Regions from separate parts of the Homo sapiens genome. Here region 1 is linked to region 2. A link is a loop called in an ENCODE intact Hi-C map of the cell type or tissue named here. Cell type or tissue: GM12878. All regions are shown on one strand. Each heading gives the region's core, and the rest is flanking DNA. Links, peaks and the distances in the headings are about the cores only.

What was found. Hi-C counts contacts between places; a loop is a spot of excess contacts. Peaks named below come from ENCODE experiments on the same cell type or tissue, not always from the same donor. Only the 100,000 strongest peaks of a DNase experiment are listed, where the experiment ranks them.
Region 1: a loop joins it to region 2, with 3 times the contacts of the local background. A loop is called at or near these places in 3 of 110 quality-filtered maps.

The regions. Positions count from the first base shown.
Region 1 is chr5:77,874,705-77,890,016 of GRCh38, reverse strand. It overlaps LOC101929154 (a long non-coding RNA gene), which reads right to left and starts at 5,361. Exons shown (of 2, transcript NR_105012.1): 1 at 5,192-5,361. RefSeq lists an enhancer at 9,931-10,000. In GM12878, for the core only: no CTCF peak of the experiment used is centred there; DNase peaks (open chromatin) are centred at 9,846 and 10,616; H3K27ac peaks cover 550 bases.
Region 2 is chr5:77,930,074-77,945,385 of GRCh38, reverse strand. The region is part of intron 1 of LOC101929154 (a long non-coding RNA gene); the gene reads right to left. Among named protein-coding and RNA genes, the nearest start is that of TBCA, 160 kb to the right of the region's middle. RefSeq lists silencers at 8,089-8,258, 10,179-10,353. In GM12878, for the core only: no CTCF peak of the experiment used is centred there; DNase peaks (open chromatin) are centred at 7,695, 8,105 and 9,185; H3K4me3 peaks cover 941 bases; H3K27ac peaks cover 2,857 bases.

The sequences.
Region 1 (15,312 bases), core at 4,888-12,887, 56 kb after region 2:
TTAGAGAGAACATAAAGATGTTGCTAGATTCAAATTAGCAAAAGTGAGGGATACCATCTGTCCTGAAGTTTGATGAAGCCCCTCAGGGAAGATGTACCAAGGTAAGGAAAGGCTGCTGTAAGCATTATATGAAAATACCACCAGGAAGTTTGGCTGGAAAATGTCCTCATCACTTGCCTGTCAAGGCAGAGTCAGCATACACCCTCTCCTGCTGAGTAGATTCTTCCAAACACTGGACCAGTTTGCAGACCTGGCCTACTGCTGTGCATGGAAACACAGCCAGAGTCCCTGCCCTCAGGATGGCAGAGTTGGCAGAAATCCACAAAATTTTCCAGTTGAAACCCATCTTTTACAGATGAGGAAACTGAGGCCCAGAGGGGAAATGAGCTTGCCTCGAGTACACGGTAAATCATTCCCAGCGCCCTTAGCTGATTTACAAAGAGCCCATTCACCCTGTCCACACTCTCCCCAAATGTAGGAGGTAAAATTCTGCAGCTTTCTTGCTAAAGATAGATATTTAGTGTAATCATCACCCAAAAATTATACCCCTGTCTTTAAGCAGCTTCCCTGACTAAAGTACTCCTCTAACCCTGAATCCACTGAAAGCCAGAACCAAACACTCCAAATAATATATGTTGTTTTGGAATTGTTCTCTAGTTAGGCCACAAAAGCCTGCCTTGTTTTCCCATCTACTGCCGGTAGGCAGGAGCCAGGTGCTTGTCTTTCTTTGGATCTCTCCTAGTAGAACCAATGTTACTAAATGAATAGTGCATGGATGGTTCTAGGTACCCCAATGCATAGCCATTCACTGCCCAATTAGCCCTTGCTTGTCTAGTTGTTGGCAGCCAGGGGATGTAGAAGAAGACCCTATGAAGTATTTTTAAAAGAGGGATTGATAGATAGCTATTAAGAGCCCTTTCTACAAAATTTCATTCTGAACTTGCAGCAAAGCTATGAATTTGCCTTACAGTAAAAAGAGGCATATTCAGAGAAAGTAATAAAACTTCTGTTCTAGTTAATTGGCTGGGTGCAGTGGCTCACACCTATAATCCCAGCAGTTTGAGAGGCCAAGGCGGGTGGATCACCTGAGGTTAGAGTTCGAGACCAGCCTGGCCAAAGTGGCGAAACCCCGTCTCTACTAAAAATTAGCCAGGGATGGTGGTGTGAGCCTGTAGTCCTAGCTATTCAGGAAGCTGAGACAGGAGAATTGATTGAACCCGGGAGGTGGAGGTTGCAATGAGCTGAGGAGGTGCCAATGCACTCCAGCCTGGGCAACAGAGTGAGACTCTCTCAAAACAAACAAACGAACAAACAAACAACCCAAAAAACTTCTGTTCTAGTTAATAAATATTCTACTTCAAGACACTTTTCATATAAGAACATTTCTTATATATTCTTAAATGAGATTTTTTTGCTTTTGTTTTGTTTTGCTTTATGAAATCATACTAGAAAATTGAATATAAATTTCGAGTTTTGCGTTCATGCCTAGCCCTGGGTTAAAGATGTGAAATTAGCAAAACTGAATCACAGGCCCTTTAGGGCCTCGAAACCCCAGCCAAGCCCCCTCAGCAGCACCTCTTGCCGCTCCTTTGGCTGTCCCTCACACCAACAGCTAAATCTTTGCTAAATGAAATAGTGAAGGTGCTCACCCCTGGCTCCAAATCCTGTAGCCAGGGCAGGAGGTGAGGTGTTGGGTCCTATGAGTATGTTGAGGCCCTCAATAACCACATTAGGGATGTGTGGAGAGGGGAATGCAATTTGTCTCCAGAAGAAGGAGAACCTGCTAGGAACACAGACATTCAGTAGGCAGAACTGGGAAATTTGTCTACAAATCTGGCTTTGCAATTATTTGTAACTATCCACCTCTTTAGCCATGCAATTTCAATTTTCTCCATGTGTCACCAATAATTTCTCAGGTTATTCCTCCATTCTAGCACAGATCTGTCATGGAGGCAGTGCTGGGGATCAGTCAAGATGAGCCTGGGCTCCGAAGGCAATATCACGCTACGACCTTGGACAACTTGCTTACCGTCTCTGGGCTCGGTTTCCTCATCTAACCATGAGGGGCTACTAATATTTACTACTTCATAAAGTTATCATGAGGCTAAAACTAGTGCATCAAAGCATTTAGGGCAGTGCCTGGTATAGTAAGCCCTCAATAAACGTTAGGAGAACAAACGCCATTATTTTGACATTTGAGAAGTGTTGTGTGAATGGCTGGATATGTTGATTCCAGTCACTGGAAGTGAGGGATCCTCCAATGTAAGGTTTGCTTTGCCTTATGCTGGCACTTAGACATTAATTTTATAAGCTGAAACACAGAATGGACCTTAAACATTAACCTAATGTACCAAGAAATAAAAATACGAATCAAAGTGGCAGAAATAGCATAAATCATAGATATTATCTTTGTGTAATTTTTAAAAATGGTTACAACAAAATTGCTTCTTTTCATTATACATTTATGAAACTGAGCTGATTTCATGTGACCATACTGATTTTAATGTCTTTTTAGTATTTAGAAAATGTGAAACAACCTTCAACATGAGCTATAGCTTCTAAGTTTATATCTTCACTCAGCATGGAGAAAAAGCAATTTTCTTTTTTTTTCTTTTTTTCTTTTTCTTTTTTCTTTCTTTCTTTTTTTTTTTTTGCCAGGCTCTGATGTGGCACTTGGCTCTAGACAAGTGGAGAAGGTTCTGGCTGGTGATACAACTCGAAAATCTGAGTTGATAGCGACAGGGGTTAAGTCTTCGCATTGTGAGGTTCTATTGACTTTTCCTGCAGGCTTGCCCTTTATCCTTGTCTGTATTTTAGTTTTTAAGAAGCCTTCAAAAGGTAGGGCACTCATTAGTGGTTCCATAGTGGATGGTTATGTTCAGTTGTTATTTCTTTGTATGCCACTATTGTCTAGGTTATATTATGCAGTGTGACAAGTGCTGTGGAGAGCAAATGAAAGGCAAGGTTTCAGCACGAGCAAAGCTTACGTTACAAAGAGGGAGTGTTTTGAAATGGCCTTATGACAGAGCAAAGCACTATGCCAGGTGTAGTTGAACAACGAGGAACAAAGCCGTCCTAACAAACAGCACTGGTCCATCTGGGAGGGGGCGGGAAGGGAGCAGAGGGAGGCCACTCTTCTAAAGTGACTCTTTGCCAACAATTTAAAAGATATTATGCTGGATAATAGTTTTTACGACTCTGATGAATATTACAAGAAGCAGTGAGAGGTGGGATGTTAAAGCTCTGCAGAAGGAGATCTGGGGTGTCTCCTGCTTTTGAACTTCAAGATTGCCCCTCCTCTAGCTGACAGTTTTAGATACTGCCCCCAAGCTCCCCTCCTCCTAAACATTAGAAAATGGTCATACCTGGCCAGGCGCAGTGGCTCACATCTGTAATCCCAGCACCTTGGGAGGGCGAGGTGGGCAGATCATGAGGTCAGGAGTTTGAGACCAGCCTGGGCAACATGGTGAAACCCCGTCTCTACTAAACATACAAAAATTAGCAGGGTGTGGTGGCAGGCGCCTGGAATCCCAGCTACTTGGGAGGCTGAGGCAGGAGAATCACTTGAAACTGGAAGGCAGAGGTTGCAGTGAGCCGAGATTGCACCACTGCACTCTAGCCTGGGCAACAAGAGCAAAACTTCTTCTCAAAAGAAAAAAAAGAAAAGAAAAGAAAAAGGGAGAAAGAAAGAAAATGGTTACTACTTTTAGACAATGGAACTCAAGCCTAAAAGAAGTTAGATTTCTTTCTGGTCTACCAGTAAGTTTGGAAAAAGTTGAGAAAGATGTGTAAAGTAATAAGCATATTAACCAGGGATGGTTGTTATTTTTATTTGTAATATCCCTTTTCAAACAATGAGCCAAGAATGGCAATCACAATAGAAAAGACATCTCATGCACAGAAGACTAACTGGAGTTTTAGGCGGGAGACTGGAGAGTCATTGCTAGCTTGTATGAAGTAAGCAGGTGGTTTAATGAACTGTAGTATTTACTCCCAGAAATCTGGAATTTTCTTTGTTCTTATGCCTTATATTTCAAGAAAAGCTTTATTGCTATAGAGGAGGCAACAACGTTCAGTAGCATGAAGGCAGCCTGTGGCATTCCCTACCTCTAGGGGTCAAAGAGCCTAACACTGTAGATGGATTTAAAAGGTGGCTAGAAAATTCTGTGGCAAATATTAGCATTTGCTGTCATGCATGTTAAAAGACTGGTAATCAAATCTCATGCCTCAGAGAGTGAATGAATACTGCCAGGGTAAGCCTTCTTTCTCCCGCTCCTCCCTCCCCATGCTCCCGTCTCCACTACAGGAAACGTGACTGAGTTGATGGGAAGGGAAAATGCTCTTGCCATAGCTCATTGAAATCACACAATTCCCTGTGGCTCAGGACCTAGGAGGGGAATTGGGAGGTACAAAGAGAGGAAAGTCAGGTTTCTCAGCCCTGGGATTCTGGCTGCTGCCCTTGAAGTTTTTCTGGACTGACAAGACGTTGAGGTCTGCAGGAAAGACAAGGCTTGATGACAACCTCCTAAGTCTAGGTAAGTCCTAGGCTTTTTCTGGGGGAGACAGCCCTCCTGAGAGGTTGCAGCCCTCCCCCATATCATCTGGGATTTGGCCTCGCTGTTATCCCAACCACCTGGGGAGAAGAGAAGACTGGCCATCTTTGTTTTCTCCTTTCTCCCTTCCTTCCTCCTTTCTTCCCTTTTTCATCTTTGTCTTCCCTCTTCCTCCCTCTACAGGGAAGAAAGAACATCTGTTTCTCTTGCTCCTTCCCCTTAGAGGTTCCATAGGACCCCAGTGCCCATGAAGTCACTGGAAAAATCAGCTCTTTATTCCCCAGGCAAGAGGCTTGCTTAGGAAGCGTCTGGGCTGCAGGTCCTGTGTAGTGCCAAGGTCAGGTGTCCTCAGGACCTTGGCTCTCCTCATTCCAGCATCTTCTCCCTTGCCCTCTCTACTTGACCCTTCCCTAACACACAGAGGAGCTCTAATATTTTCCAACAGAAAACACAACCAGTCAGACATCCCCCGTGTGCCCATGAGCTCCTCCAACTGTTCTCTCTCTGCTTTCTGAGAGCCACATTTCTCACCAGGCTGACCACAGAATGCTGTTTCTTTCCTGTCTCCCATTCTCAGCTCAGTGGCTCCCTTCCTTTTCCACCCTCCGCCCTCTTCTCTCATCAGCATCAACAATTACCTCTATGTGGTCCCAGCTGCTTTTATCTCTCTTCGTGAGACAGACCTCTCTCCTTCCGGAGCATCCAATTTTTCTTTGCCTGTGACACCTCATTCTTCTGGGTTTCTCCATGACTCCTTCTTCTGTTCAGAGGTCTGGGCTCAGCCCTGGGACTCCTCTCCGTGTTTTCTCTCCCTAGGCAATCTCACCAGCCCACCACTTTCATACCACCTGTGCCGAGTTCTCCCAAGTGTGTATCTAAGCTCCTAACTCCTGTATCCAATGACATCCTCCTATTGGATGTCTCAGAGGCATCTCAATTGCAACCTGGCTGGACCTGAACTCTTCTGATCCCCCCAGATATCAGTAAACCAATTCAGACACCCTGAAACACGAGAGTACCCTTTCCCTTTCTCACTCTGTATATACAGTTGATCCGCATGTCCTAACAATTCTACTCCTAAAACATCTCACAGTTTCACTCATGTCTGTCAATTCACTGCCATTACCCAAGTCCAAGCCACCCACATCCTACACCAGGACCACTGCAATAGCCTCACAGCTGGTCTCCTCACTTCTACTTTTGCCCTCGTTACATTGAACCCATTCTTAAGTGGCACCCATTCTTCTATTTAGCAGTAGACAGATGTGTTAGGACCTAAGTTCGACCATATGATTTATCTGCTGAAAACTTATAAATGGCAATTGCAATTGGAATGCCTACAGGAAGTTGGTCCTGGCCAAGCTCCCATCACTTATGTGTCTCCAGTTTCCCTGTGGTGGCCCCTAACCTCATTTCAATTCTAAGCTCTCTCCCACCACAGGGCTTCCACAAGGTTGATCCCTCTGTCTGAAATGCTCCTTCTCCCACTTTTGGCCTGAATTCTACCAACTTTTCTCAGGTTTCAGTGTAGATAACACTTCTTCATGGAGACTTTCCCCAGCCTCCCAATCTAAATGAGATCCTCCAATTAGGCTGTCTCTTAGTTCCTCGTCTTTTCCTTCGTTTAATTCATTGTAACTTATAAATATTGTGTGTATTTAACTGTTGACTGCCTTGTGCCCATAGGTTCCATGATCAGGGATTATGCCTGTCTCACCATTACAGCCTGGGGCACAGGTCTGTGTCTGCCGCCTAGCAGTGCTCTGTCTTTAGTTAAAGAATGTGTACTAGTCAGGTCAGAACCACCTGCTGGACATCACATGAGAGAAAAATGGGAGGCTGTCCCTACAAATAAGAACCCTTAATAAATCATCTGAGCATTTTAGGTAGTGTTATTCTTTTCCTACCATACCATAAAATGAATTCTTATACCCTTCATAATTATCAAACTCAGATGACAAAGTTCCTGAAAACCAAGCTTTTCTCTTAATTATTAAATGTGCTACTATGTCCTCTCTGGGTGGACAGATTTGCAAGCACTTGAAAATGGTCAGCAGAGCAAGGTGGCTCATGCCTGTAATCCCAGCACTTTGGGAGGCCGAGGTGGGTAGATCATGAGGTCAGGAGTTCGAGACCAACTTGGCCAACATGATGAAACCTCGCCTCTACTGAAAATACAAAAATTAGCCAAGCATGGTGGCGCACACCTGTAATCTCAGCTACTTGGGAGGGTGAGGCAGGAGAATCGCTTGAACCCGGGAGACAGAGTTTGCAATGAGGTGAGATCTCACCGTTGCACTCCAGCCTGGGTGACGGAGCGAGACTCTGTCAAAAAAAAAAAAAGAAGAAAGAAAGAAAGAGAAAGAAAGGAAGGAAGGAAGGAAAGAAGGAAGGAAGGAAGGAAGGAAATGGGCTAGTGGATCAGCACTTGCTGAGCAACTATCACTGAGCTGCAGAGGCAGATTCTGCAAGGGCACAAGGCCTGGCCCAGCTCTTGGGGCATGATCAGCACAGGCAGAAAGGCAGAGTAAAGTCACATAAAACAATATGTACAAGACAAGTTGCGTCAGCCCCAAATCATGTAATATACACATCCTGCACAAATATCTGCAGTGCACAGTCATTGCCTTCCTGTGTGGGCTGGTGAGGTGGTATGTTAAAGAGCTAGGCACAAGTTGGGGCTCCAATCCTGTATTTGTGAAACTCTGGGCAAGCCACTTTATCTCTCTGGGCCTCAGCTTTCTCTTCTGTACAATGAAGATAATAATAGCTCCCCTTCCTGCTTCATAGAAAAGGGAAGGACAATCACCTTTTATTAAGTCTCTTCTTCATGTCAGGTCCTGTAATAGACATGTTAACATAAGGCTCCGGGCAGGGCGCAGTGGCTCATGCCTGGAACCCTAGCACTTTGGGAGGCTGAGACAGGAGGATCCTCTGAAGTCAGGAGTTTGAGACCAGCCTGGGCAACAAAGCGGAATGCCATTTCTAAAAAGAAAAAAAAAAGAAAAAGAAAAAACCCATAAGGCTCTCATCACACTCTTTCAACAATCCTGAGAAGCTGGCATCACTCATATTTTACAAATAAGATGATGGATGCTCCAGGAGGTGAAGTACTGTGTCTAAGCTCACAGCTGCTAAGAAAGAGACCCGCAATAAGAACGCCAGTCTGACACCAAAGTTTATGCTCTTTCTACTCCTGTCCCAGGTAAACGTAAGGCTTGCTAACTAGAAAGTGTGATACAGATATAAGTATCATTATTTTATGAAAATGCCAGGTCAACCACAGTTAGAAAACTGAGTTTTATCCATTCGTTCACAAATATCATTGAATGTCTTTACTGTGCTTTGTGTACTGTGCCAGATAACTCTCAGTATTATCAGAAGCAATGACTTAAGAGAAAAAGTAAAACGACCAATGATCTTTTCACCGTTTCTCAAAAACTTGTGTCATTGGATTCCTGTAACTAATGTGATTTTCCATAAACTCAAACGGTGATTTTCTGGTTTTGAAATTTCCACCCTCTTTTTTTTTTTTAAAGGAACATATCTATTATATGAAGTGGGCAACACCTGTATGTGAGGCACATTGACGAGTAAACTCTGAGCTGCTGTCACAAGCAGTTAAAAGTAAAAGGCCTTTGTCAAAGCGAGTTAACAAAGTCTATTGTGTGACATGGAATCTTTGACACATTCATCATGCTGGTGTGGACTATCTCAAAACTCAGAGCTGGTGGACTCTAGCCAGCTTCCTTATCATGCGTACAAATGAGTCTGTTTCCACGAGGACCCGCATCATCCTCTCTGCGCTGTTGGCTTTCACTGGAGATGACCCCACAGACCTGTTCCCAAGCATGTGGGACCTGAAATCTAGCAAAGGTAATAAATTTGTTCTGGTGCAGTATCGGAGAGGTGACCATCTATCTCAAGCCCTCATTTGCAGAGGAGGATGTGGGAGCCATGAGGTTAAGAGAGAGGACAAGGACATGGAGCTTATACAGGGGCAAAGCCAGTATTAGGATGAAGGCCCTGTGACTCTCAGCTCAGTGCTCCTTCCTCCTTGTGACCAAGAGTACTGTTGTAGACATGACTGCAGCTCTCTAAGATTTCTGGTTCTCTTCTTCCTCCAGGCATATAGGAGGACTGGCTTTAAGTCAGGTGTGGCCATATGACTCACCTTGGCCCGTGAAAGGTGAGGGGGGCCTGTAATCCAGCACTTTGGGAGGCCCAGGCGGGCAGATCACTTGAGGCCAGGAGTTCAAGACCAGCCTGGCCAACATGGCAAAACTCCACCTCTACTAAAAATACAAAAATTAGCCGAGGGTGGTGGTGCGTGCTTATAGTCCCAGCTACTTGGGAGGCTGAGGCATGAGAATCGCTTGAATCCAGGAAGTGGAGGTTGCAGTGAGTCAAGATCGTGCCACTGCACTCCAGCCTGGGTGACAGAGCAAGACAAGACTCTGTCTCCTAAAAAAAAAAAAAAAAAAAAAAAAAGTAAGGGGATTTATGTCACTTCTGGGCAAGCACATTTAGGAGTCATGTTGTAACTTTTCATGCCCTCTTTCTGTGCGATGGTGAATCCTGAAGCATTGTATTGTGATGTTGACTTAAGATCTAATGAGATGGTGGAGTCTCTGTCTGCCTGAGTCCCTGAGTGACTAGGATACTTAGAGCCTCCTAACCAATCTGCTTTGGGTGTGTCGTATGAATAAGACTTGTTTCATAGTGTAACTAGTTAACTAGTTCATCCTGACTATTGCAAGTGCCCACCATGACAGGATGGACCAAGGTGCAGAGTAGTGTTTGTGACTATGACAAAGAGGAGAACTAAACAACTCACTAAGAATAAGCTGGCCCAGTGCAGTGGCTCACGCCTGTAATCCCAGCACTTTGGGAGGCCAAGGTGGACGGATCACTTGAGGTCAGGAGTTTGACTCCAGGCTGGCCAACATGGTGAAACCCCGTGTTTACTACAAATACAAAAATTAACCAGGCATGGTGGTGCATTCTTGTAATCCCAGCTACTTGGGAGGCTGAGGCAGGAGGATTGCTTGAACCCGGGAGGTGGAGGTTGCAGTGAGCTGAGATCATGCCACTTTACTCCAGCTTGGGCAACAGAGCAAGACTGTCTCAAAGAAAAAAAAAAGAAAGAAAAAGAAAAAAAAAAAAGGCAGGACCTCTTTCCTGTCCCCCAGGGCAGCCCCTGGCAGAGTGAACTTCAAGTCAGAGTGAACTTTGAGTCAGAGAGAGTGGGGTTTCCCTCACTGACCTCTCTGAGCTGGCGGTGCAATCCTGGCTGCATCAGTGAATCCTCCTGTGAGTCAGCCCCTTTATCTGTGAAGCAGGGATAACAAGTTCGTACTTGCAGGTCTGTTGTCAGCGTCAGTTTTCTGACACAGGTCACAGTATAGCTCAAAAATGTCTGTTGGGGGAAGAAAGTTGGTTGGTTAATCCCACACGCAGAGTCCTGCCCAAAGACATAAAAAAAAAAGAAAAAGAAAAAGAAAAAGAAAACCCTAAAATTCCTGTCTAGCCTTTACTCAGCCCCTCAGGCCACCTTTGAAGGAATTATGTTAAAATCTCATGGGGGCCAAGGCCAGACACAGTGACTCACGCCTGTAATCCCAGCACTTTGGGAGGCCAAGGCGGGCAGATTACGACGTCAGGAGTTTGAGACCAATCTGGCCAACATGGTGTAAACCTGTCTCTACTGAAAATACAAAAATTACAGGTACGGTGGTGCATGCCTGTAATCCCAGCCACTTGGGAGGCTGAAGCAGGAGAATCACTTGAGTCTGGGAGGTGGAGTTTGCGAGTTTGCAGTGAGCCAAAATCACACCACTGCACTCCAGCCTGGGTGACAGAGCGAGACTCCATCTCAAAAAAAAAAAAAAAAAAAAAAAAGAATCTCATGGGGCCTGAGAGCCTGTACATTTGGGATTCTGTAAAACTCAGGTTTCTCATAATAGATGTGAGGTGTTAGAGTGGATCTTCTTCACTTTCTCAGTTCCCACTGGACATGCTTAACTGTGAGAGTAAAAAGATGAAGAAGGCAGGTGATGATTGAGCAGAATTAGTACTATACATTTTTTTTTTTTCTGGTTAGGAGAATGTTAGAAACTGGAAGATTCTTTGTGAACCAAGCTACTTCATTTGAAGGGTCAGAAGCAAGGTTTGGGGTGAACTTCTTTTACTCAGGACACAGTTATTGATGAACTGTAAGGATCTCCCTAACAAGAATGCCCTGATCCAGAGAAGAGTCTCTGCTCAGTTGTTTATTTACAGTAATCCCCAATATAGTCAAAATTTGTGGAAAGCATTGCAGACATTTTTAAGAGTCGATTTACCCTATTAAAGAGGCAGAGGTAAGTTTTCCTGTGGTATCTTTCGAAGTGTTCATCCATGCCAAGCTCTAGAATGGGTACTTTCTTTCAATTAGGTTCTTATTCATACAGATTCATTTCCTGCTGACTATATAATTATATAATTAAAGCTAATGTAGGCCATTTACACATTTTAGTTAATTTAATAGCTTGAAATAGAATCCTTAAGGTCAAAAGAAATGTGAACACCTGGAATCTAGTTAAAGTCCTGGTGGAATACATATATATATACATATATATATATATATACACACACACATATATATATACATATACATATATATATATATAATGATTATGCTTTAACAAAACAGGTGAAGTTTGTCAGGCAGATCAGGATTTTGAGAATGTCATTTATAGCTTTCAGTTTAATTTTAAGCAGAGGAAAATGCTACAATTCCAATCTCAACCTAATTCTATAGGTAGATGGAATTTATGGGAAAAAAAAGTCAAATTGTGTTTTCTAAGAAAAATGGTTTCCCAAATCATTGGCTCTCTTCCACTTAACCTTCCTTACCTTCTAATCCCCTTCCTTTCCTCTAACTGTGCATTCAATAACAGGCAGCATTAGGGTAGTTTTCAGAAAAACTTAGCATTTCTAGAACTTCAGAATCCGAGATGGAAATTCCTGAATTACTTGTTCGAGTGCTTAGTTCCTAAGACCAAGCTCAGGTGCCCTAAGCTTTGTTTCTTGCGTAGGTAAAGATTTAACAGAATTACATGGCCAAGATTTCAGAAATGCCTTGAATAAGAGAACTGTAGCTTTTTCCTCCACAAAATCTTGAAGCCTTCATTCTGGGCCTCTAATACTAGATAATTTACCTATTACACAAGAGAAAAAAAATGAATTCATACTAGGAATCATTTAAATTGTTTCCTTATTTGGCAAGTCAGTGGCTTTTACACAATTCAGAATACATTGAGGTGGAGGAGGAAGAAAGCTGGCTATGACAAATCTTGAAGCTTTTTAACCCGTTTTAGACCTGATGTGCTGTAGAAGCTCCCTGTCATGTCCTCAGCCACACTACACAGCAAGGCCATTAAACAGAAATTGACTGCTTTGTTTTGCCAAAGAGAAGAGTACACACAAACAAAAAATAGGCGGGCCAGGTGGTGCATGCCTGTAGTCCCGGCTACTTGGGAGGCTAAGGCGGGGGAATCACTTGAGCCCAGGAGGTTGAGGCCGCAGTGAGCTGTGAGTATGCCACTGCACTCCAGCCTGGGCAACAGAGCAAGACCCTGTCTCAAAAAGCAAAGCAAACAAAACAACAACAAAAAAGTACACATCAACACTGCAAGGGTCCCAACTAGACGAGATGTGGGGCTGCTGAGAGACCAGGGCGAAGGGGCAGTGTGTTGCTCCCGTTCCCAGGCAGAGCATAAAACATGGATCACAGGCATGATTGCTTAGGAGAGCGGCTCCAAGGGAAACTGCTATAAGACACTGTGCAAATCTGTGGTGTGTGGCCATCACGGTGTCAGGATGGGTATTAAAATGTAATTCTTGTAAATGAGAGCCAATTTTGATGCATTCACAGGAGGACCCGATCCAAACACTCAAGCTAACCCATTACCCTGTACGATGCAGACATACAGGCTGAAAATTTTAGTCAAATAAAGCTAAGCTGCCTTACTTGCTGTCAAAAAAAAAAAAAAAAAAAAAAAAAACAAGACTGGCTAAAATGTTATTCTCCCTGTGCCTGTATAAAATATCAACAAAACCAAGTTGACTTTGTTTGGATGGTTTAGATATACTTTCACTTTCGGATACCGTCCACTAAGTCCTTTACAAAGCACATTAAGTTGGCCTTGGTTGATCAAGTGAAATTGCAGATCCACCTTTAGTACTCAATTAGCCAGGGGTTATAGCTCCAAGAATACACAGACATATGGATCAGACATGGGGACTTAAACCTGATTTGGGAGCCCGAAAGAATTTAAAGCCAACTCTATCTCCTGCAAATGTCTGAGGAAGGGCGTGTGGCCAAAAAGGGACAGTCCCTAGAAGCCCTGGATATTTGACCAGCCTCTTTTTGTGAGATTGTGACTCAGTTCTCTGGGGGAAGAAAAAAAAAGGAGGCATAATGCCTGTTACTAAGGAAAATGCCGAAATCATGGCTGGTAGGTGAGCTCTCGGAGTGCGTAGCTTGGTTTCCTGACACGGATCTTCTGCAATTAAGTTGAATTTGGTTGATCAAGCAAAGTTGCTGATCATTCTCTTCCTACCAGGACAAAACAGTAGTCATAATCTCTACTATTTGTTTAGCGCTTTAATTATTTGACAAAGTGCTTTCTGGTAATTGTCTCTCTTAATTCCTATCACAACCCCTGTAATGCCGGGAATGATCATCAGGGCCAAAGCCTGGGGTTTCCAGAGAGAAGGAAAGTGGGTCCCGAGACACACAGTCAGGGAATTACCTGGGTCCTCAAACTTCAGAGCTGGTGCTCCCTTTCAAGTCAACTTGACCCTCTCAAGCCTTCATCCAACAATGTCCTCACTAAATAATTCTAACTCAGAGGGTGTTGTGGTGAAAGACTTCCTCCACATTTTACTAGTTCTCTTTATTGACAGTCTTGGCAGCTTTCCATCATGATTTTCTAAATGTATTTCAACATAAAAAGCTCACACAAACTCTTCTCTAGAATAAAGTAAGTGCTGATGTTGATGATGATTTTTCAGCACTTATTTGGGGGACAAATATATTGGTTGCAGGAGCATCCTTCTAATTATTTGGCTGTTGAATACAGCAACTCCCTTGCCAGTGAATGCACTGGGGTATTAGCTTGTGGAGTTGTTGCTCACAGCAGAGGATGTCTGAGACTGGTTAGTTGGTTGACCAGGATGATAGGGAAAGACCATTGTTAGTATGGAAAGTAATGTTATGATGATTTAAGGTATTTTCCTAGTTTATAATTCTTATCCATCCATCTAACAGTGGGCTTCAAAGCTGTATTTGGTGCCCTCCCTTGACTGCAGTGTGTATACTTGTATACCTGTACATTTTGAAAGAAGAGGTTAAGGTAGAAAGCAGGGCACCCCAGATCCACTCTCCCACTGAATAGATCTTCCCACTACAGTCTCCCAGGCACTGCCCATGAGCGCAGAAGGAGAGGAGCCTCTGAACAGGTCCTATCTTCAAACTCACACGTGGTTACAGTGCCTCTCACAGAAGCCAGCTTAGCACTAGATGGGCAAGCACCTCATACCCACTGAGGCAGACTGGATACAGTTAGCATGATTGTTGCTTCTAGTGAGCTAACGCTGATCCTGGGTCCAGGAGAGGCAGAGCCATTTCTCTGGATTTTCCCGTGCTTATTTCCTCACTGCCACCACCACCACCAGCAGCAGCAAGCCCTATCCCTCTGCAGTTTGTCATCATCTTGTTACCATAAAAATCACATCTCAGTTTGGGCTGCAGGGCTCAGAAAATGTACAAGCACCATGTTAAATGTTATGATGTGAAACATCATTTATTTCTTCAAGAATTCAGTCCAGAGCTGGGGCCATGGTTTTGCAAAATTTGTTGTTCTGCCTCCTCCTCTCTCGTTCTTTTCTTCTCCTAAATCTCTTTCTCTTGCTCTCTTTTTCCTATTGACCACTTGTTAAATCTTTTTGTTTGTTTCCCCTCTTTCTCCTGGGACCCTCCGACAGGCAGCCTTGCCAGATTCATTTTCTGATCAAAGCTGTTTGATTTGGTCAATTTTGCCACATTGGAGACGTTCTCTATTACAGAGATAAATAGCTTTGGGCTAACTGTCAACGAAAACTTGTAAGCTAATAAATTATTCCAATTTCTTCTCGCGGATTTCTCTGGAGACAGCCCTAGGAAATACACTTTTTGATTAGTAAATTTCTCTGTGTGTGTGTCTGGACATTCAAATGTGTCGGCTTTGATTAGCACCATTGCTTTTCAAGTCGACGTTGGCTGAGGGGCTGTCAGTTGCAGGCAGCCCTGATGCATAATGCATCAACTGGGCCCAGAAACAGGAGCCTCTTCCAAGTCTGGAAAGGTGGGAAAATTGCCCTAACAACCCCACTGGCCCACTCTGCACCAAAGGGAGCTCAACTTGAAAGTCTTGACAAGACTTGCTTCAGCTGCAGTGGAAGCCACCCACGCTGGGCTGGAGAGACCACGACTGCAGGCCTGCCAAGAACCAAAGCCGCTGCTCCACCTGCTCCACCACCACCTCTCCCTCCCACAGTTTTGCCCCTGCATCCTCACCCACACGCTCCACTCCATCATCCTGGAGTCCCTGGGCAAAGGCCAGCCCCTTCTGGGCAGGCCTAGATTTCCCTTTGCCTCCCCTTGGATTCTGGTTTGCCGTTTGTCTAGTTAAGGGCCCTTGGGTTGTTATAGAAACAATATTTTGGCTATAAC
Region 2 (15,312 bases), core at 4,425-12,424:
GAGAACATTTAAAATTATTAAAATTAATATTAAAGGAAACAATGTCATTTGGGAAATTTTTCATGTATCTCAGAAAGAATATAAGGTTCCTGATCTTATATTAAAAAATTCTAAGTGGAAGAATGACTGATTTTTAAAATTGATATCCTTTGGCGTCAGTAATTATTGGGGCTGATATCCATGGCTGCTATGAAGCATAAACATGAAGAATATATTCCCTCCACCATTCCACCATTGTGGTTTTCATTTTTGAATTAAAACATCTTTCTTTCTTTATTTTTCTTTCTTGCTTTCTTTTTCTCTGTCTCTTCTTTCTTTTTTCTCTTTCTTTCTTCCTTCTTTTTTTCTTTCTCTTCTTTCTTTTCTTCTTTCTTCTCTTTTTCTTTCTCTTTCTTCTTTCTTCTCTTTCATTTTTTTCTTTTTCTCTTTCTCTTTTCTTCTTCTCTTTCTTTCTCTCTCTCTCTCTCTTCCTTCTTTCCTTCCTCTCTCTCTTTCTTCTTTCTTTTTCTCCCTTTTCTTTCTTTCTTTTCTTTCTTTTTTTCTTTTTCTTTCAAGACAGGGTCTTGCTATGTTGCTCAGGCTGGAGTGCAGAATCTATTCACACGCATGATCATAGTGCACTATAGCGTCAAACTCCTGGGCTCAAGCAATCCTTCTTCCTCAACTTCCCAAATAACTGGGACTGACTTTTCTTTCTAGTTCAAATCCTTGAAATGATTCCTTATGGGAAATATTCATAAACCTGGCAGGAAATTCTTTGTATAAAAATATAGCTTAGTGTTAATCAACTTATCAGTTTTTGAGGAAAACTTTGTGCTTTAAAGAAACAGGTTTTTTGTTTTTTTGTTTTGACAGAGTTTTGCTCTTTCACCCAGACTGAAGTGAAGTGGCACAATCTTTGCTCTTGGCAACCTACGCCCCTTGGGTTCAAGCAATTCTCCTGCCTTAGCCTCCCAAGTAGCTGGGATAATAGGCGCCTTCCACTACGCCCAGCTAATTTTTGTATTTTTAGTTGAGACGGGGTTTTGCCATGTTGGCCAGGCTGGCCTCGAACTCCTGATCTCAGGTGATCCACCTGCCTCGGCCTCCCACAGTGCTAGGATTACAGGCGTGAGCCACGGCGCCCAGCCAAAAAACAGTTTTTAAAATACCTCTTTTCCATTTAATTATCACAAAGCTACAAAGTAATCTTGGTAGTAGTAATAGAAATGGTTGATGTTAGTTGACAGCCCTGTTTTGGAAACCTTAGGTGAATTACTTCTAGTAGTCCTCATGAACAGCCTGTGGGTTCAGTACTGTTGTCACCCTTCTCGAAGGCTGAGGACATGAGTCTAGAGGATCAGACACTTTCCAGAGGTCATACGGTGACAAGTGGAGAAGAGAAGCAAACTCTGGCAGTCTGTTTGCAGAGTCTGCCTTTCAAGTACATTGTTATTCTAAAAATATTTAAAAGCCACAACTTAATGCTATATTTAGTCTCTCTCTGAAAATATGCATAGACATAAAGGAAAGTTTGATTTTTATATGTTTTAACTTTTAAACTCTCCAGGCTAGCTTAACTTACCTCCTCTAAATGCAGTGTTTTTCTATAAATCACTAAAAGGGGATCACTGGCTACTGTTTATAGTCACTGCCACATAATGGCAAGTAGAATTATAATAGTAAAAATTGCATCCTCAAGGTTCAGGTAGTACTCTATCCACATTGTAAGCTAAACATTTTTTTTGTTTAAAAATTCTAACTAGTATATCAGTAAATATGGACAAAAACCTATGGATGCTAATAAGGGATATGGAATTTCAACAGTATGAGTAAATGAGTTTGAAAACTAATGATTTTTCCCATGCTGAAATTAAATAAAATCATATAGTTTGGTTTACAAAAGTTTTTTAAACATTTATCAAAAGCTTGCCATAGCATTAGAAGAGTTCATTGTGATTTTAAAATGTGTATATTGATGAACAAAAGCACATTAATTATTGCAGCTGCAACGTTTATTTTAAAAGCTACTAAATTAAAATAGAATATTTTCTTAGTATATTCCATGTTTTTCAAAATTAATATATTTAACCAACTTTTATTGGTGGTCCACCATGTACCATGCATTATGGTAGGCCCTAAGGGATCAGTACAAAAAAAGATAGATGGGGTTTCCCTTATGGAGTTTATCTTCTAGGTGTATATAATTCTGTTCTTCATAATTGCAAAAATATGTTATGAGAAAAGTTGGAGAGCATGAAGAATGAAGAAATGTTCCTGACTTAAATAAGAACTTTATTTTGGCATTGTAATCCACATAAAATTTCCTAGAAAAATTGTCTTACATTCTTTTATATCTGCTTTTCTAAATGTCAGCATTTTTATTTCCTAGGTCTACAGACTCCGAGCTCCTGCTCATTATAGTTTCTTGTTAAGGATGTGCCTGGAGGATAGTTAGCCAGTCGGTTACTCTAGATCTGTTTCTTCCTTCTCTGTTTCTTGGCTGAGACTCTTGTCAAACCTAACATTTAGAACATTTAGGTAACATTCCTTTTTTTTTTTTTTTTCCAGACAGGGTCTTGCTCTATTGCCCAGGCTGGAGTGCAGTGGCACAATCTCAGCTCATTGCAGCCTCGACCTCCCAGGCTGAGATGATCCTCCCGCCTCAGCCTCCTGAGTAGCTGGGACTACAGGCGCGCACCACCATGCCTGCTGATTTTTTGTAGAGACGGAGTCTCGCCGTGCTGCACAGACTAGTCTCGAACTCCTGAAGCTCAAGTCATCTGCCCACCTCAGCCTCCCAAAGTGCTGGGATTTCAGGTGTGAGCCACCATGCCCAGCCATATTCTTTTTTTTTTTTCAATTGAAGTGAAATTCACATAACATAAAATTAACTATTTAAACTGAACAATTCAGTGGCGTTTAATACATTTACAATGTTGTACTACTACAACCTCTGTCTAGTTCCAAAACATTTTTATTACCCCCTCAAAAAGCCCATACATTGTAAGCAGTAACTTCCCCTTTTTCCCCTCCTCCCAGCCCTTGACAACCACCAATCTGCTTTCTGTATGGATTGATCTATTCTGGATATTTCATATAAATGGAGTTATATAATATGTGACTTTGTGTATCTGACTCCTTTCATTTAGCATGATGTTTTCTAGATTCATTCACATCGTAGCATGTATCAATACTTCTTTCCTTTTTATGACTGAATAATATTCTATTGTATAGAAAAACCACATTTTGTTTATCCATTTATCCATTGATGGACATTTGGGTTGTTGTAACCTTTGATTATCATGAATACTGCTGTTACCAACATTCATATGTAAGCATTTATTTGAATACCTGTTTTCAATTCTTTGGATAGTGTTTTTTTAAATACTCTTTTTATTTTGGAATAGTGTTAGATTTTAAGAAAAGCTGCAAAGATAACACAGAGAATTCCCATACACCCATCATCCAGTTTCCCCTATTCTTATTTTACATACCCATGGAACATTTGCCAAAACTAAGAAACCAACATTAGAACAACATTATTTACTAAACACCAGACTTCATTTGGATTTCAATAGCTTTTCCAGTAATATCCTTTTTTTTTTTCTTTTTTCATTCCAAGATCCCATCCAGGAGTCCACATTTTGCATTTAGTCTCCTTAGTCTCCTCTGGTCTATGACAGTTTGTTGATCTTTCCTTGTTTTTCATGATCTTGAGAGTTTTAAGAACTACTGATCAGGTATTTTGTAGGATGTCCCTCAATTTGGGTTCATCCAGTGTTTTTCTCATGACTAAACTGGAGTCTGGGGAAGAATACCATGGAGGAGATGTGCCCTTTTCATTACATTACATCAAGGGGTAGCTGCTACCACCATGATTCATCACTGGAGATGTTAACCTTGATCACCTGGCTGAGGTGGTGACCGTCAGATTTCTCTACTGCAAAGGTCCTTCCCACTGCCCTTTGTCTATTCTGTTCTTTGGAAGCAAGTCACTAAGTTCAGCCACAGCCAAGATGGGGGTGGGTGGGGAGTGCTAGAATTGATCTCCGCCTCCTGGAGGGAGGAATATCTACAAAAGTTATTTGGGATTCTTCTATAAGGAAGTGCATCTCTTTCCCCCATTTATTAATTTATTTTTACTTTAATAGATTCAGAGGGTACAAGTGTAGTTTTGTTACACGGAAATATTGTGTAGAGGTGAAATCTTGCTCTTTTAGTGTATTCACCACCCGAATAGTGAACATTGTAGCCAATAGGTAATTTTTCAACCCTCACCACCCTCCTATCCTCCTGTTTATTCAATTATGTATTTACATCAGTGTGAACTCATGGATATTTATTTTATAGCTCATATCCTTTTAAAGTCTTGTCACCAATATCGGTCAGAAAAGTGATAGATGCAGAGTGAGTGCAGTTTAGAGTGCTTTGAAGGCAGGGAGACCTTGAGTTTACTAAAAGATGTAGCAGCCACAGAACAAAATGAGGTGACTCTTGTACAATTCCTATAGGATGGGAGCGTTGAAGATATTTACTGAGTGCACCTATAACACATTTTCGTGCAAGCCTTTTAATGGAGGCTGTTTATTTTTACCGGGCTTGTTTAGTTAGGACCTAGGTTTTCTGATTCTTTGTTCTGTGCCACTTTCATAAACAGGTCAACCCATAGAGACAGAAAGAAGTCTATTACTGTTTTCAAGAATTGAGATGCCTAGTATAAAATTAGCCTCTCAAACAGGAGGCGTTTAAGACCTTTAGACATTTAAGACTTTTAGATTCATTGTAATGAAACTGTGAAACACCAAAGTCAAAAAGAAAATATTTAATGAGTTCAGAGAAAAGAAGATAGGTAACTTATAAAGGAACTACATTTAGACTTGCTGACTTCTTTATAGCAACAATAAAAATCATAAGAAAATTAATAATATAGTCAAAGTGCTCAGAAAAATAACTGTCAACCAAGAACTCTGCATTCAGCTAAGTTATCATACAATAGTGAGAGAAAAATGAAAATGTTTTTAGACAAACCCTGAGAGCATATTTTACCAATAGATCCTCAGTGAATAAGAAAATTGAATCCAGAAGGAAGAATTGAGATGAAAGAATAGGAAGCAGGGCTGGGCACAGTGGCTCACACCTGTAATCTCAGCACTTTGGGAGGCTGAGATGAGCCTGAGGTCAGGAGTTCGAGACCAGCCTGCCTAACATGGTGAAATATCGTTTCTACTAAAAATACAAAAAATTAGCCAGGCGTGGTGGTGCTCGCCTGTAATCCCAGCTATTCTGGAGGCTGAGGCAGGAGAATTGCTTGAACCTGGGAGGCGGAGGTTGCAGTGAGCTGAGATTGCACCATCGCACTCCAGCCTGGGCAACAAGAGCGAAACTCCATCTCAAAAAGAAAAAAAAAAAAAAGGAAGCAAATAAATATGTGAATGAGTCCAAAGAATAACTGACATAAAGCAACAGCAACAATAGTAATTTACTGGGGATTAAAAAAAAAAACTAAATTTAAAATATTGAACAGCAGGTATATGGAAAGCAGGAGGGGATTACTTGAAGTTAAAGTGTCCCTTTTTTTTTTTTTTTCTTGAGATGGAGCCTGGAGTGCAATGGCGCCATCTCATCTCACTGCAACCTCCACCTTTCGGGTATTTTGGGTTCAAGTGATTCTCCTACCTCAGCCTCCCGAGTAGCTGGGACTACAGGTCCCAGCTCACCCAGCTAATTTTTGTATTTTTAGTAGAGACAGGGTTCACCATGTTGGCCAGGCTGGTCTCAAACTCCTGACCTCCGGTGATACGCTCATCTCAGCCTCCCAAAGTGCTGGCATTCCAGGCGTGAGCCACGGCGCCTGGCCTGTAGGTAAAGGGTTCTAAGCTCCATGACTTGTTGAGGAGGCAGAATAGATAGTGATTAACTTTAGATTTTGGTAAGCACATGGGCCAAATTTTTAAGAATAATAACTATTCTTAAAGCTTGTTGAGATTTTGTTACATATTCATGTTATTCAAAATTTTTAAAAAATAACCTCTATAAATGCCTACTGATGCTGATACAACTTCCAAAACCAGGGCACTTGGGGAAGAGAAGGAGGGAGAGGGAAGGAAGGCAAAGAAACTTCAACCCATCTGCCAGAATGCAGGAAAGAAAAGAAGAGAGAGAGAAAAATAGGATAAAAGAGAGTGTAGAATAAGATGGTAGAAATAATTTCAAACATATTAGTAATATGTGTATGTAATTTGCCTAAACTTGCCAATTCAAAGAAATTATTAGACTGAATTTTAAAAATCTAGCTGTATTTTGCTTATAACAGACAAATCAAAATTATTAGGAAACAGTAAGACTAAAAGTAAAAGACTAGGGGAAAAAAGTTGGTAGCTTCATTATTACCAAACAAAATAGACTTCAAGGCAAAAAGTATTATTAGAGAAGACATATGGACACAGTGTGTGGAACCAGACATTTGAAAAGCTGTCGTATCATGTGAAAGAGAGATTCTACATCAAAAACACACTCACATGATTTTGTATGGCTCAAAAGGACAGAACAAAAGGTAGAAATTATAGAGGCAGGTATTGACGCAATGTGTTGGAAAGAGCTTTCTGACAATTAGCTCTCTGCAATGAAAGTTCTGTTTCTGAAGGTATTTGGGCTGTGGCTGTGGATGCATGAGCAGAGCTAGACAGATTGTGTCCAAATTTGTGCATTAGAATCACCTGGAGAGCTTTTTAAAAACATATTTCATGGCTTCTTTCCAGACTTAATGAGAAGATTCTACACCCTAGGGATCTGCTTTTGAAATGCACCCCAGGTGATTTTGATGTAGCTAGCTCAGAACTGATCCGTGGAATAGCATTTGGGAACGCTGGCCAGATGACTCCTAAAGATTCCAGTAGCTGTGATGTTTAGTAATTTAATAATGCCTTGCTGGACATTTACCTGTGAACTAGAGAGATTACTAGAAACTGGAGAGGTGACATCATGGTTTTCAGGGTACAGAATAATGGAGGCTAAGAATATCTGCAGTTTGTTGTAACTGGGTGAACAGCCCATGTGCTTTCTCCACCGTTCACAAGCTTTTCAGAGATGTTGGTAAAGATGATGGAAATTAACATTCTACTCAGAACAAATGGCCTAAGAGGTCCAACATGACTTACTGTTTACATCTCCGACACCCTCATTTTCATTATGGAGAGACTCTGTTACATGTCTAGTGGCCCGGAGCACTGTGTCTCAAACTTTTCCTGAGCACACGGATTACCTGAGAATCTTGGTAAAATGCAGATTCTGCTTCGGTTGAACTGGGGAGGGATATGCATCTCTAACAAAGCTTTCATTTCTTTTTTTTTTTTTTTTTAATTTCATTCCCTTCTATTCTAACAAAGCTTTCTATCTTCTCAATTTATCACTCAGTATTCAGGAACCTTCTTTTTCTTTAGACAAGATAAAGAGAGAAGTTCTCTGGTCTCCCAATGACCCTTTACCTCCTTATTCTAAATGATCATTTTGTCTTCCTTTTGCTGTGAACTGATAAGTAGAAGAGGCTGGAAACAGTGCTATGGGGATTGGGTTTTGCAAGAGATACGGGAGTCAGAACAAAATTTCAGAGCTGAGAATGGTGACATCTTAAGAGCTTAGACTTCTATTCCTACCCAGAGCAGGATAGAAGCCCTTCCTGGCCTGTCAAAAGACCGGCATTCTCCCCTCAGAATGAACTTCTTTGTTTCGTTTTGAAAGTTTCTGTTCTTTCATAAGTCACTTAATCTTCCTGAGGCTGTTTTTCCCCTGAGAAATGCTAATTAGATTTTCATGTGCTTTATAATTTATTATTATTTTTCATTAAGGTAAAATTCATATAACAAAATTTACCACTTTGAAGTGTACAATTCAGTGGCATTTAGTACACTTACAATGTTGGGCAAGAGCCACCTCTATCTAGTTCCAAAACATTTTTATCACCCCAAAAGAAAACCCTGTACTAAGCAGTCACCCCCTCTTCCTGCTTCTTCCTAGCCTCTGGCTACCACCAATCTGCTTTCTGCCTCTATGGATTGACCTACTTTGAGTATTTCATATAAATGGGATCATATAATATGTGATCTTGTGTGTCTTGCTTCTTTCACTTAGCATAATGTTTTCTGGGTTCAGCCACACTGTAGCATGTTTCAATACTTTGTTCCTCTTTTTTCTGAGACGGAGTCTCACTTTGTTGCCCAGGCTGGAGTGCAGTGGCACAATCTCGGCTCACTGCAACCTCCACCTTTCAGGTTCAAGCAACTCTCCTGCCTCAGCCTCCAAGTAGCTGGGATTGCAGGTGCACGCCACCACCTCACCCAGCTAATGTTTATATTTTTTAGCAGAGACAGGGTTTCACCATGTTGGCCAAGCTAGTCTTGAACTCCTAACCGCAAATCATCTGCCAGTCTCAGCCTCCCAAAATGCTGAAATTACAGGCATGAGCCACTGCGCCTGGCCCATTCCTCTTTATGGTTGACAAATATCCTATTGTCTGGATATACCACATTTTGTTTATCCATTCGTCTGTTGCTAGAGATTTTGGTGTTTTCACCTTTTGGCTATTGTGAATAGTGCTGATAGAAACATTCATGTACAAGTATTAGTTTGAGTAACTATCTTCATAATTTATTATTTTTAAATGTACCACCTCATTTGTTTTTCAAGTTAGGTTGAGAACAAGAAGTATTTTACTGACAAAAAACAAGCTCAGAGTGATTTGCTCAAGATTTCAAAGGTAGTAAGCAACCAAGAAAGTCAAAACTCCTGACAGAAACTCCAGTGCCCTTTCAACTTATACCACAGCTGTCTCAGCTGGCTTGAGAGTCAAAAAGGAGAATGTCTGCAAAAATGATTAGCAGGCTGTAAAGCACTGTGTATATAAGGTGGTGTTCGTAGTTAGTCTTTGATATGCCAACTGACGCTATGGGAGCAGTTTCCCTAGCGGGAGGTCAGCATGTGCTGTCTCTATTATGGCCAGAAGAGAGATTTTAGAATTGCAAAAGGTATAACAGAGTGGTTGGACACCAGCAAAGGAGTTTGACAAGGCTGTCACATCTGTTCAATATTTCTACTGAAATAATCATGGGTATTGCTGTTGATGGTTACCATAGTGGTATTAAGGTTGGCAGAAGGAGATGATGTAATCTCGAGTATGCTGATGACATCCTGGCTGCTGAGTCTGTGGTTTCTGCACCAGAAGAGCTGGCGCCTTGGACTGGGGATGATTTAGACGCCGATACTGGCAGCTGAGAAGCAGAATATTTTAGCAGCAGCACAAACTGGAAGTGAATAAGAAAAGCAAGTGAAGGGTTACGCTGCCATAGTTTATGATAGGTAGTGAGAGCCACAACCCTCTCGCCTGTAAAAGAGGAGAGCAAATGGCCTAGTAAGCATTCATGAGGGGTGATCCAGAGCATAAAATGTCGCTGTGGCCTCACCCTATCTTGCCATAGACCTTTTCTTGGTTCTAATTTAGACCCAGTGTCTGATTAGTATGAAATAGCTGTTAGCTGAGCCTCAATTTGCAGACTTTTACCAAAGGAAGAGATGAAGAGCAACATGGAAGTGTGGCTACTGTCAAGCTGAGTTAAACCCAGAGTGATGACGACAATATCTTGGTGAAGGAGAAGAATGACAACAGGCTGAAAGAAAGCATCATCTGTTTCCAGAATCCTGGAACACTTCCTGCTGAAATAACTCATTCTGTGTGTCTTCATTTTCTGACAAGCAAATCTTGAAGAACAGAACTGGCATTCGTCAGGGCAAACACTAGAAGTATGCGGGTCTCCAGAAGGATCTGTGACAGGGCTTGTGAAAACTGTGTTTTTGAAGAATTCATCGTCATGTGAAAGTTCTTAGAATCTTCTTTGAAATAAAAATAGATCTTTATACCAAAATGTTCTTATGATTTTGAAAATAACACCCACTCATTGCTGAAACGTACTGAAATATGTGAAAGATAAGAGGAACAAATCATGCTATTTTCACAATTAAGAAATAATTAATGTTATGCCTTATTTTTTTCCAATATTTTATCTGTCTACATTTATTTTCTATGTATTTGGGAACCTACTTTATGTTCAATTGGTTTTCTGCTTTTAAAAATTTCACGTTTGTACATGGTATATTTCTGGCTGCTTCTCTGGATCCAAGGGTCATTCTGGGCTTTGGATTTCCTGTAGAATGGCTGTAATATTCCAGTTAGAGCCGAGGAAACTCGAAGCCTGGACTTGTCCATTCTATTAAGATAGGACATGAGGCCCGGCGCAGCGGCTCACGCCTGTAATTCCAGCACTTTGGGAGGCCGAGGTGGGTGGATCACTTGAGATCGGGAGTTCAAGACCAGCCTGGCCCCGTCTCTACTAAAAATACACAAATCAGCTAGGCATAGTGGTGGTCACTTGTAATCCCAGCTACTCAGGAGGCTGAGACAGGGGAATCACTGGAACCTGAGAGGTGGACTTCGCAGTGAGCCGAGATCTCCCCACTGCACTCCAGCCTGGGCAGCAGAGCGAGACTCCATCTCAAAAACAAAACAAAACAAAAAAGATAGGACATGACAGATTCAAGAAAACCACTCTCTCTGGTATAGTTCAAAGTTGTTGATTTTCCTTGAATACGTAATATGGTGGTGAGCCTGTGGGAAACTTCTTCGGAAACTTCCATCGGAAAGGCAGATTCTGCTTTGCAAATGTACCCTCGAGATTACCATGGGAAGATTAAAATGTGGGTATCCTCATAGTGTGGTGGAAACCTAATGTCCAGGGTGGAGAGGGATAGAGAAATAGGACAAAAAACCAGACTGCGGTTAGGCCTAGAAATTGCTCTGGAATGCCTTTCCATTTCTTTCTGCTTATCCAGCCCCTATTCAGGCTTCCAGGTTCAATTTGAGTCCCATCTCCTATAAAGCCTTTTCCAGTTAATCTCCCTTTTCTCACCTCAGATATTATTATTATTTCCTTTTTCAGTTCAAGTGTATTAATCCTGCCACGATGATACCTGATCATATTTTCTGGAGTCCATATATTGAAACATTAAAATTAAATTAATCAACATTTAATTAACAAATCAAAATTAACAAATATTTATTGAGTACCTACTGTGTATAAAGAACTGTTTTAAACACAAGTGAGGTAGAGCAGAGTAGGAGGAGGCGTAAAGATAGAGTAGGAGGAGGCGTAACAGCAGGCTCCTAACTTCAAGTATCTTACAGATTGAGCCATTTGTAGTTAATTCAGTCCCATTCTGGGAGAAAAATATATGTGGTGTATGAGTGGTGGTGGCGGCGGTGGTGGTGTGTGTACAAGTGGTGTGTTCGTGTATGTGTGTGTGTGTGGTGGTGGTAGTGGTGGTATGTGTTTGTATGGTGTGTTTGTGTGTGTGGTGGTGGTGGTGGTGTGTGTGTGTGGTGTGTTTGTGTGTGTGTGTGGTGGTGGTAGTGGTGGTGTGTGTATGTGTGGTGTGTTTGTGTGTGTGTGTGTGTGTGGTGGTGGTGTGTGTATGTATGGTGTGTTTGTGTGTGTGTGCGTGTATGTGTGTGTGTGGTGGTAGTGGTGGGGTGTGTGTGTGTGTAATTGTGGTGGTGGGGTGTGTGTGTGTGTAATTGTGGTTGTGGGGGGTGTGCGTGTATTTACAGTTGGCGGTGGTGGTGTGTCTCACCTCAGATATTATTTATGATGAAGCCCTCAGAGTTTGGCTCTCTGACCATGGACTGGCTTGAAGTGCTTCAGAAACCTACCCATTTGCCATGCACAGTTAATAAGCTCTGTGGCTAATTAGAGATGGCCACAAATTCCTCCTCCGTTGAAAATTGGGGTCCGTGTTCCCTCCCCATGAATTTGGGCAGGCTCCATGATTCCATGAACAATGATCTATGGAGGAAGTGATGTTGTGCCACTTTCTGAGACCAGGTTTTAAGAGATTGGCAGCCTCCACTTCCTGTCTCTTGAACCCCTCAATGGGGGGAAAGTCAGCCACCATGTACCACTTTGCATGGAAATGGACCAGTCTCCAGCTGTTCCACTCATCCCAGCTCAGATGCCAGTCACGTGAATGGAGGCACCATATTGGACATTTCAGTTCCAGGACATGCCATGTTGAGAAGAACCAGGGGCCCGGACATATGGATCTAGTTGAGCTGACCCATTCATCTCCAGATGTTTCAGCTGGGGAGCTGACATCACGGGACAGAAGAAATCACTCAGGTGAGTACTACCTAATTCTTAATCCATCAAATCATGAGATAGAACAATGTCATTGTTTTTATATAGCACAAGCTTTTGTGGTAGTTTATAATAAAGCAATAGATAACAAGAACAAGTTGGGGCGAGAGGTGGACCTTTTATCAGAGCTTCTCAAATTTTGCTGTGCATTCAGATCACCTAAGGGTCTTGTTAAAATACAGGCTTTGATTTAGTAGGTGTGGGGAGAGGCTTGAGATCCTATCCTGTATTTAGACAGAGTTTCGCTCTGTTGCTCAGGCTGGAGTGCAGTGGCACGATCTCGGCTCACTGCAACCTCCGCCTCCCAGGTTCAAGCAATTCTCCTGCCTCAGCCTCCAGAGGAGCTGGGTCTACAGGCGCGTGCCACCACACCTGGCTAATTTTTTGTATTTGTAGTAGAGACAGGGTTTCACCATGTTAGCCAGGATGGTCTTGATCTCCTGACCTCATGATCAGCCCGCCTCAGCCTCCCAAAGTGCTAGGATAACAGGTGTGAGCCACTGCGCCCAGCCAAGATCTTGTATTTCTAACAAGCTCCCAGGTGATAATGATGCTGCTTCTCCATGGATCATACTGTGAATGGAGAAGTACACTGAGGAGTGAGGCGTACCAGTTAGGACACACTGGAGGTACATTTATACAACTTTTCAAAGCGCTTTCACGTCTGGATCAATTACTTGAATAGCTTAATTAACTGAAAATCAGAAGCCAGAAGACACTTGAATAAAGCACGATTTCTCGAAGTGTGCTCTCTGGATCTAATTGAGTCACATTGCCTGAATTTGTTAAAAATGTACTACATCCCAGTCCTATCAGATCAGAATGGAAGGGGTTAGGAATCACCACATTGAACGAGGTCCCTAGGTAATTCTTAAGTATTTTAAAGTTTAAGAACAGCTGGTAAAGAAGAAAGAGCATTGAATTAAAAGAACTGAGTTCTAGTCTTTATGTTCGCCCCTAACTAAAGACAAACAAATCACTTCACCTTTCTGAGTCTCAGTTTCCTCATCTATCACATGGGAGGGAGATTGCTGGGCTATATGCCTTCTGTCTCTGATGTAGGGTGTATCCTACAATTCCTACACCAGGCCAACTTGACCTCTCTTCCTCTTGTCCTCTCTGTACATTGAAGGCTGGGGAGCACCATGCACTCTGCCTTAAGGCTGTCCACAGTATCATTGTGTTTCCTATTGTCTTCGTTGGCTCACAAAGAAGTGGATACAATCAGAGACACAGAACACAAAAAGTGCCATTTCATTTTTTTAAAACAAATATTAGTGTCAAGGCCAATGTGTCCTCAGAATAACATATACCTGTATCTGATATTGTAATTAAACTAAATCATTTTTGAAATTATATGTTTTTAATGGTAATTGTGCAGCCTTTAAGATTTCCTCTTACCTTGAGCACCATTGGGTAAATGTGTTCATGATTGAATTAGCAGAACTCTGATTTCAAAAGGACTTTTTAGTGATCTTTTATGGTAGATTAAAAAGCAATTTACTAATTTACAGTTCATAGGAATTCTGTGCCCTCCTTGAGTTTTGTAAATCAATTCTGTGCTAATAAATGCAACTATTGCTCCAAATGTTTCATATTGGGACAGCTGGTGTCATATACAACTCTAAACTCACAATTACATAATCAATAAAACTGTATTTTGTGCACTCCTTTCGCCCAGCATAAGCCCCTCTTAGGAATTCCTAAATTTGCAGCTGTCAACTTCTAGTTTTTGGGTAGGAAAACTTAACCAACAGGGCTGGAAAGTACCACTTTAATTATTTAATTATTTGCTCACCTTTTTTTCTAATCTGTCCTCTTTACTGTAGTGAGTAATCACAGTTGAAATACAACTGGAAAAAAAGTGACTTACCCAGGGCCCTTCCTCCTGGACACAGTTCTCTTAGCAACTAGGAAGACTAGTTTCATACTGGACACTCTTGTTTCAAAGAATGTATAATAATAATAATCATAGTAATAGTAGTGATGGTTAATTCAAGTGGAGTCTACTATGTACCAGCTAATTATCCACTTACTTCATCCTCCCAACTCAGTGAAATTCATACCTTCGCTCACACTTGCATTTTGAGAGGTTGAAGAAACTGAGGCATAGATTAAATAACTTTCCCAGGGTCCCAGAAGTAGTAAATGGTGGACCTGAGATTTGAACTCAACGACCCTGGCTCCAAAGCTTGTGCTCATACTAATATACCATACTGCCTTTATCCTTCATGTCAGATGGGCTCTTTCCACACAAATCTGCTCAGTTTCAACTGGATGACTGGTTTTCCTAAAGGAGATATCTATTATTTCTACTTGGGGCCGGTGTAAAAAATCGGCAGAGAAAGCTTTTAAAACTCAGTGCACATGGAGAGAATATCTGACAACTTGTTTTATTATTTTTCTTTTTTCCTTTCAAATTCAACTTTAACTATAAACTGTAACTCAGCCTTTGACAAGTCAACTCAGATCTGTCGAAAATGGAACTGAAAGGCTCAAGATGAAGAGTTGAGCATTTTTCTTTGGTTGGTTCCTGGGAATGAGTCTGGCTAGTTTGGAGATGGGGAAAGGCACTTTGCCCTCTGACAGCCCTTCTGCAGGAGGAAGGTGGCCAATGAAAGCTGGCACTGAGTTTGCCTTTTTTGTGGTAGCAAAGCTGGGGTGTGGGCTGAAGACAAGGTTTTCTCCTGGCTTTCTTAGGGTTTTACTAAGATGGAGGGAGTTTGGATCACAATAGGAAAGTAGAAGAGGGGTCTGGAAAATAGGCATTTGGCCTGTGGTAGTTTAAAGAATAGGTATTGGAAGGGTGGAGGAGTGAAGCCACACAGCCCAAGTGTGAACACCAGGGCTCCGTGGTGAACCCAGACATTACCCAAAGCTATTCATCCAGAGCCTTTCACAAAAGTTATAATTCTGTTAAATTGGAAAAAAGAGCTCAATGTGCTTACTTCAGTGTTAATACTTCCCTGTTCTAGGTCTTGTTGGACCTAAAAGATTTGTTGAAAAATAAATTGTTTATTCCAAAAGCAGTTACGTTATACTTGCTGAGACAGAATTGTTTGGAGAAATAGCTAGAAATTAGAGTTCAGAT